Regions from separate parts of the Homo sapiens genome. Here region 2 is linked to region 1. Evidence: chromatin loops called from intact Hi-C (ENCODE). Cell type or tissue: B cell. All regions are shown on one strand. Each heading gives the region's core, and the rest is flanking DNA. Links, peaks and the distances in the headings are about the cores only.

Region 1 (4,416 bases), core at 188-4,187:
TCTTGGCTCACTGCAACCTCTGCCTCCCGGGTTCAAGCAATTCTCCTGCCTCAGCCTCCTAACTAGCTGGGATTACAGGCGCGTGCCACCATGCCCGGCTAATTTTTGTATTTTTGGTAGAGACGGGGTTTCACCGTGTTGACCAGGCTGGTCTCGAACTCCTGACCTTGTGATCTGCCTGTCTTGGCCTCCCAAAAGTGCTGGGATTACAGGCATGAGCCACCGCACCCAGGCAAATATTTCTTCCTATATACTGGAGCCTTCTCTACATCATGGCTTCTTATATGCCATGTAGAATTCTCACCATGAATTTATGATCTTAAAAATGTTCCCTTTGTGACTATTGAATATGGGAGGATGAATATACTCAAGATTCCTATTGGGGAAAAGCTGGGGTCCTTAGTCAAGGAGAACATGTAATATTGAGGTTTCATCTGTCTTCTCCATTAGCTCTATGCAGAACAGGATTAAGAAAATGCTTTTTGAAACAGGATGGCATTTACTACCCAGAAAGTTCTGAAGAAAATTATTAGGAGATATATGTTGTCTAGGGTGCTAAAGAAAGACTATTTAAAATTACTATTAAAAATTGCAGAACATGGGAGATATCTGTATCTCAAACTTTGCATAAAATGGATGTTTCTTTATGGTTAAATTCAGGCTATAATTTACTTTTTGGGGAAGTAATATCCCAGCAGTGATGCTGTGTCCTTCTGTTCATCAGCACATTATAAAAATTTGTCCTAGTTCAGTTGATATTAATGATTCACTTGGTTAAAGAGCTCTCTGACAGATTTTTTCACTATAGAGTTAGTAATTTTTCTCTCGATTATTAAGTATCTGTTTTCTTTCTTCTTTTTTTTTTTTTTTTTGAGACGGAGTTTCACTCTCGTTCCCCAGGCTAGAGTGCAATGGCGCAATCTCGGCTCACTGCAACCTCCGCCTCCTGGGTTCAAGCAATTCTCCTGCCTCAGCCTCCTGAGTAGCTGGGATTACAGGCACGCGCCACCATGCCCGGCTAATTTTTTGTATTTTTAGTAGAAATGGGGTTTCACCATGTTAGCCAGGCTGGTCTCTGAACTCCTGACCTCAGGTGATCCGCCCACCGCAGCCTCCCAAACTGCTGGGATTATAGGTATAAGCCACTGGGCCCAGCCAGTTATTAAGTATCTTTATGCAGCTGATGTGCATAAACCATTACAGTTAATCTGGCAGCTGCCCTTCTTTATTAGGTTTTCTTTGCATATATCTGTCTTTGGAAAATGAAGGCTCTCGTCTTTGTTTATGGGTCAGAAAAACTGGGAAAACCCACACTCCTCCCCCTTACTGGATGCTTGACAAAATAATCTTCTTGGGCAAAAATCATTGGCATTATTGGTGATCTTCTTAGAAATTAAGAAACTCAGACTTTATTCCAGATGTTCTGAAAAAATATATGCATAACAAGATCTTCAGTTTATCATACACATTAAAATTTGAGAGGTCACTTCTAACTCCATGTCTTTTCCATCTGAAACATATACACTCAGAAATGTACGTTTGTGTTCATGCCCTTAATTTTATACTTTATCATCCAGAAAAGTATCATGTATACACTGGTGTTATGGATCTTATGTCATTCTCTTTTCTCAGAGTTAGAGAATACATTAGAAAATATTTCTGTATTGAAAATTATTTTATTGGATCATTTCAGTCACTCCTGTAAGTCAGAACTTGTTCTCTTTACTCTTTCATTTCACCTTAAGTCAAATAAAAAATTCTGCCCATGGCCACTTAGTAAACATATGTGTGTTTGTGTGTGTGTGTGTGTTTTTCAGGGACCACTGACATTTAGGGATGTGAAAATAGAATTCTCTCTAGAGGAATGGCAATGCCTGGACACTGCGCAGCGGAATTTATATAGAGATGTGATGTTAGAGAACTACAGAAACCTGGTCTTCCTTGGTGAGGATAACTTCAATACACAATACACAATGCTCTAAAAGTTTCATTTCTCCTCTTTGTAAAATGTTTTTTGGTAATTTATGCTTTGCATAAATGAGTTTCAGATCCCAGTTTTCAAGAAAACAGAGATTTGTCAGTATAGAAAAGAACTTCTTCAAGATGTTTCATTTTGACCTGAACTCTCCACATTCCTGAGCTGATCTATATCCTTCACTCTAAATTAGTGGTAATTCCAGAAATTTATTGGCATAAAATATTGTTGCTACCACCAATTTTTCATTTAGTAGTACTGGGCAGTATTAAATAAAATTAAAGATCTACAAATGTAGGCTGGGCGTGGTGGCTCATGCCTGTAATCCCAGCACTTTGGGAGGCTGAGGTGGGTGGATTACCTGAGGTCAGGAGTTCGAGAGCAGCCTGGCCAACATGGTGAAACCCTGTCTCTACTAAAAATAAAAAAATTAGCCAGGCGTGTTGGTGGGCGCCTGTAATCCAACTACTCAGGAGGCTGAGGCAGGAGAATCGCTTGAACCCGGGAGGCAGAGATTGCAGTGAGCTGAGATCGTGCCATTGCACTCCAGCCTGGGTGACAGAGTGAGGCTCTGTCTTTAAAAAAAAAAATCTACAAATTTAAAATATTTAGATATTTGTCATAAATTAGTATTTGGGGATTAATTTACTAGATTAATCTATTGCATCCTCTTTACTGAGCATATTACTATGTTGGTAATTGGAGAATATGAGCAAGATTTATGTTATTTATTTTTAATAAAACAGGTATTGCTGTCTCTAAGCCAGACCTGATCACCTGGCTGGAGCAAGGAAAAGAGCCCTGGAATCTGAAGAGACATGAGATGGTAGACAAAACCCCAGGTAGGTGACAGTTAATACAACAGACAACACAAATGAGAGGTCCAAAAGTCAAGGAGAAGGCCAGTCATTTTTTCTTAGTCGGAGTTTTGACCTTGTTGTCCAGGCTGGAGTGCAAGGGTGTGATCTTGGCTTACTGCAACCTCTGCCTCCCAGGTTCAAGCGATTCTCCTGCTTCAGCCTCCCGAGTAGCTGGGATTACAGGCACCCACCACCATGCCTGGCTAATTTTGTATTTTTAGTAGAGACGGGGTGTCTCCATGTTGGTCAGGCTAGTCTCGAACTCTCGACTTCAGGTGATCCGCCCGCCTCAGCCTTCCAAAAGTGCTGGGATTACAGGCGTGAGCCACTGCGCCTGGCCTCAGTCTTTAAAATGTAATTTGGGAAGCTGTTTCCAAAAAAAATAGTTTCTGGGAAGCCTGAAACTTTTATTTTGCTCTCACATAGGGGCATCTTCTGTCTAATGCTTTTAAATTTTCTAAGGTGATCTTCTTCAAGTTTACAGTGAGAGCCAAAGTCCTTTTCATGGGAGGAAGAGACTGCACAATCTGACTACTTTTCCATTGCTTTTGAGGACACACAAATAGCTGCATAATTTTGAGAAACTCTGTTAAACTACTTTTCTTTTTGTTTTTTTGAGACAGAGTCTCGCTCTGTCGCCAGGCTGGAGTGCAGTGGCGCGAGCTTGGCTCACAGCAACCTCTGCCTCCTGGGTTCGAGCAATTCTCCTGCCTCAGCCTCCCGAGTAGCTGGGACTATAGGCATGCACCACCACGTCCAGCTAATTTTTGTATTTTTAGTAGAGATGGGGTTTCTCCACGTTGGCCAGGATGGTCTTGATCTCTTGACCTTGTGATCCGCCCGCCTCGGCCTCCCAAAGTGCTGGGATTACAGGTGTGAGCTACTGTGCCTAGCCCAGAAATTTATTATTAATATTACTATTATTTTTCTGAGACGGAGTCTTACTCTGCTGCCCAGGCTGGAGATCAGTGGTGCAATCTCGGCTCACTGCAAGCTCCGCCTCCCGAGTTCACACCATTCTCCTGCCTCAGCCTGCCAAGTAGCTGGGACTACAGGTGCGAACCACCATCCCTGGCTAATTTTTTGTATTTTTAGTAGAGATGGGGTTTCACCATGTTAGCCAGGATGGAGAAATGTATTATTTTAATGGTATTACAAATAAGATTGTTTTTTTCCTCTTTTATATCATGTAGCTTATTTTAAGTGTATGGAACCATAACTTGTATGTTAATTTCATATTGTGCTGATTTATTATTAGTTTAGACATGTTTAAATGTTTATGATTTTCTCTATATAAGATTATGTGATCTACAAACAGCAACTTTTTACCTATCTGTCTTCAATGTCAATGGCTTTTTAAATTTTTTAAATTCTTTTGCCACATAATTCCAGTGCTATGTTAAAATGGAAGCATTGACATTGGCACAATATAGTTTTGCATTGGTGTCTGTAAATTTGAAGGAGCAAACAGCTCTTCAGGTTTTTATAAACTGGTTTTAGAAGGTAAAGATCTTTTGTTGGGTTCCCACGGTGATGGGATGCCCTCTGGGTTTGTAGTGGAGAGGGGTGTAGCTTGGTCAC
Region 2 (4,416 bases), core at 166-4,165, 120 kb after region 1:
GCCATTTCTTCATGCTTGAACAAATACAAATTGACTGAAGTGCTTCTCTTCAAACTTTCTGGAACATTTTTTATCTAAATTCTAGGAACAATCACAATAGGTTTTAACCACAAATGTGAGAATGTTCTAAATGTTAGGGTGGAAAAATTTTTAAAATAATTTTATAGTAATTTTTTCATCATAGTGACAGTGTGCTAAATTTTTTTCAGTCAAATATTACTGTGGACATTTAAGTCAAGATTCTAAGAAGCTGTTCTACAGTCCAAAATTGTTTCATATACAATATTATATATATGTATTTGCATAAAAAATTAATATAAGTGAGCCATTTCAAATAGTTGAGAGATTATTATATCAAAGATTCTTGATTATATAAAATGCCAATTACTTATGGGCACACATGCTTTTAATAATTACAAAGGCAGCTGTGGTTGATTCTACTCTTGCTACTGGCATTTATATGGACATAACATTATGGTCTGAAGAATATTTAGGCAAATTTATCCCTCATATGATCAGAAGAACAATGCAAGATAGTTTATATCTGAAAGGAAAAAATCTTTATATGGCTCTGAAAGCCTAAATCATTAACTACTTGGATAATAATTAGCATAAAAATACACAAACATGCCCTCTTCCTAGCAGTAAGTACACAGTGACAACAGAATCAAAGCATGTGGCTCCTCTTCTCTGCCCTTTCTAGATGGCACAATTCCTCATGAATCTAAGTGCAGTCATAGGGTGGATTAGGGTGACCTGCCATTTGTATGCAACTGATCTCTATTTTGGAAGCAATTAATGTAAAAATATATTTTTACAAGATAATTTCAAATTTCGGGGCAAACTAGCATGGTTTCACTCCTTTGTAACATTTTTTCTAAGGTTGGAAAAGTAAGGCTTTAGTACGATTTTTAATAATAAGTTTTCAAAGTGAGACGCAAAATGGTGGCGCCAACACATTTCAAGTCTGCTATATTTTGAATACACTTATTGGAGAAAAGACCTTCTCATCATTTTTCTCTTACAGGAAAGGAAATAACATGTACAGTTGACCCTTAAGCAACACGGAGGTTGGGGTGCTGGCCCCCCTGCACAGTAGAAAACCCACTATAACTTTGACTCCCCCAAAACTTTACTAATAGCCTACTCTAAGCCTTACAAGTAACACAAGCAGTCAATTAACACATATTTAACATGTTATATTTCTTATATACTGTATTCTTAACATGCCAGAGAAAAGAAAAAGAAAATCATAAGGAAAATATATTTACTAGTTATTAAATGGAAGTACATGATCAAACAGATCTTCATCCTCATCCTTTTCATGGGCAGGGTGTGGAGAAGGATGTAGAATTGTTGGTTTTGCTAAGTGGACCTGCACAGTTCAAACCCCTGTGGTGCAAAGGCCAACTGTATAGCCATTGAATAGCAATTTAGTTTTAGAAATTAACCTCACTAAAATACTCTTAGAAGGATGCCAAGAAAAAAATGAATAAGTATTTTGGTTCATCTATTTCATCATTTCATTTCATCATTTCACTTCCTCATTTCATCATTTCATTTCATTTCCTCCTTTCATCATTTCATTGCATCATTTCATCATTCCATCTTATCATTTCATCTCATTCTTTCATTTCCTTTCATCATTTCATCATTTCATCTCAACATTTCATCATTTCACTTCATCTCATCATTTCATTTCATCTCATGATTTCATCTCATCATTTCATCTCATCATTTTATTTCATATTTTCATCTCATTTCATTTCATCATTGCATCTTTTTATCTCAATTCATTTATTTCATCAATTCATTTCATTTATTTCATCATTTCATCATGACTTCATTTCATCATTTCATCATTTAATATCATTTTATCATGTCATTTCATTTCATATCATTTCATCATTTCATCTTTCCATTTCATCATTTCATCATTTGACTTATCATTTCATCATTTCATCATTTGACTTATCATTTCATTTCATTTCCTCATTTCATCATTTCATTTCATCCTTTCATCATTTCATCTCATCATTCCATCCTTTCATTATTTCATCATTTCATCTCATCATTGCATTTCATTTCATCATTTCACTTCATCTGATTTCATAATTTCATATCATGATTTCATTTCATCTCATCATTTCATCTCATTTCATCATTTCATCTCATCATTTCATTTCATCAATTCATCATTTCATCATTTCATTAATCATTTCACTTCATCATTTCATATCATTTCATCATTTGATCTTTTCATTTCATCATTTCATCATTTCACTTCATCATTTCATTTCATTTCATTTCCTCATTTCATTTCACCATTTCATTTCATCATTCCATTTCATCATTTCATCATTTCATCTCATTTCATTATTTTATTTCATCAATTCATTTCATTTCACTTCATCATTTCATCATTTGACTTCATTTCATCATTTCATTTCATCATTTAATATCATTTCATCATTTCATTTCATATCATTTCATCATCTTTCCATTTCATCATTTCATCATTTGACTTATCATTTCATTTCCTCATTTCATTTCATTTCATCCTTTCATCATTTAATCTCATTTCATCCTTTCATTATTTCATTTCATCATTTCATCTCATCATTGCATTTCCTCATTTCACTTCATCTCATCATTTCATAATTTCATGATTTCATTTCATCTCATCATTTCATTTCATCTCATTTCATCTTTTCATCTCATTTCATCATTTCATCTTTCATCTCATTTCATTTCATCAATTCATTTCATTTCATTATTTCATTAATCATTTCACTTCATTTCATCATTTCATATCATTTCTTCATTTCATCATTTGATCTTTTCATCATTTCATTTCATCATTTCACTTCATCATTTCATTTCTTCATTTCATTTCCTCATTTCATTTCACCATTTCATTTCATTTCATTCCATTTCATCATTTCATCATTTCATCTCATCATTTCATCCTTTCATTATTTCATTTCATCATTTCATCTCATCATTTCATCATTTCACTTCGTCTCATCATCTCATGATTTCATCTCATCATTTCATCTCATGATTTCATTTCATCTCATCAATTCATAGCATCTTTTCATCTCATTTCATTATTTCATTTCATTTCATCTTTTCATTTTGTCATTCATTTCATCATTTCATTTTGTCAATTCATTTCATTTCCTTATTTCATCATTTCATTATTTCACTTCATTTCATCATTTCATATCATTTCTTCATTTCATCATTTCATCATTTCATTTCACTTCATTTCATTTCACCATTTCATCATTTCATCATTCAATTTCTCATTTCATCTTATCATTTCATTTCATCATTTCATCTCATGATTTCATTTCATCTCATCATTTCATCTTTTCATCTCATTTCATTTAATCATTTCGTTTCATTTCACCTTTTAATCTCGTCATTGCATTTCATTTCATGTCATCAATTCATCATTTCGTCATTTCATTTCATTATTTCATCATTTCATCATTTCACTTCATAACTTCATTACATTTCATCTCATCATTTCATATCATTTCATTTCATCTTCTCATTTCATCATTTCATTGTTTCACTTCATCATTTCATAGCATTTCATTTCATCATTTCATCTTTTCATCATTTCATTATTTCACTTCATCAGTTCATTTCATCATTTCATTTCATTTCCTCATTTCATTTCACCATTTTGTTTCATCATTTCATTATTTCATTTCATCATTCAATTTCATTTCATCATTTCATTATTTCATTTCATCTCATCATTTCATCATTTCATCATTTCATTTCTTCATTTCTTCATTTCATCATTTCATCATTACGTTTCTTCATTTGATCATTTCATTTCATCATTTCATCATTTCATCTCATCATTTCATTTCATCATTTCATTTCATCATTTCATCATTTCGTTTCTTCATTTGACCATTTCATTTCATCATTTCATCATTTCATCATTTCATTTCATTTCAGTGATACATGTATTTAAGTGCTAATGTGATGCCCAAGAGACACCCTATTTCCCTTTGTAAAACACGTCCTTCAACAAAAGGCAACCTCTCATGGCTGGCTAAGTCTACAGGGATACCAGCCTCTCTTCAACCACCCAGTTTGATTTAGAACCTCAAACAGCACCTCAGTTTCATAAAAACCTAAAACATAAACACAACACTTGGTTGTAAGTGAGCCAACAGTTTCTTGTCTCTTTCTCTGCTCAAGGCTTAAGGCCGTGTCTCCCCAACTACGTTCAGTGGAAGAAAAGATCCCCTGGACAAATAAGTTTGAGAACTGTTGTTGCAGGACTTCTCAGAACCTTTAAAACACAAATCCTCATCCGCAGGGATCTTCAGGAGGGAGATGGCTGGTGCAGCACAACTTTCTTTCACAGGAGCATCTTGCAGAATACAG

What was found. Hi-C counts contacts between places; a loop is a spot of excess contacts. Peaks named below come from ENCODE experiments on the same cell type or tissue, not always from the same donor. Only the 100,000 strongest peaks of a DNase experiment are listed, where the experiment ranks them.
Region 2: a loop joins it to region 1, with 4 times the contacts of the local background. A loop is called at or near these places in 3 of 110 quality-filtered maps.

Annotation. Positions count from the first base shown.
Region 1 is chr7:65,386,085-65,390,500 of GRCh38, forward strand. It overlaps ZNF92 (zinc finger protein 92), which reads left to right. Exons shown (of 4, transcript NM_152626.4): 2 at 1,818-1,944; 3 at 2,722-2,817. Among named protein-coding and RNA genes, the nearest start is that of ZNF92, 14 kb to the left of the region's middle. In B cell, for the core only: no CTCF peak of the experiment used is centred there; a DNase peak (open chromatin) is centred at 1,987; H3K4me3 peaks cover 760 bases; H3K27ac peaks cover 3,426 bases.
Region 2 is chr7:65,501,996-65,506,411 of GRCh38, forward strand. It overlaps the pseudogene LOC101929322. Among named protein-coding and RNA genes, the nearest start is that of ZNF92, 130 kb to the left of the region's middle. In B cell, for the core only: a CTCF peak has its summit at 2,598; no DNase peak of the experiment used is centred there.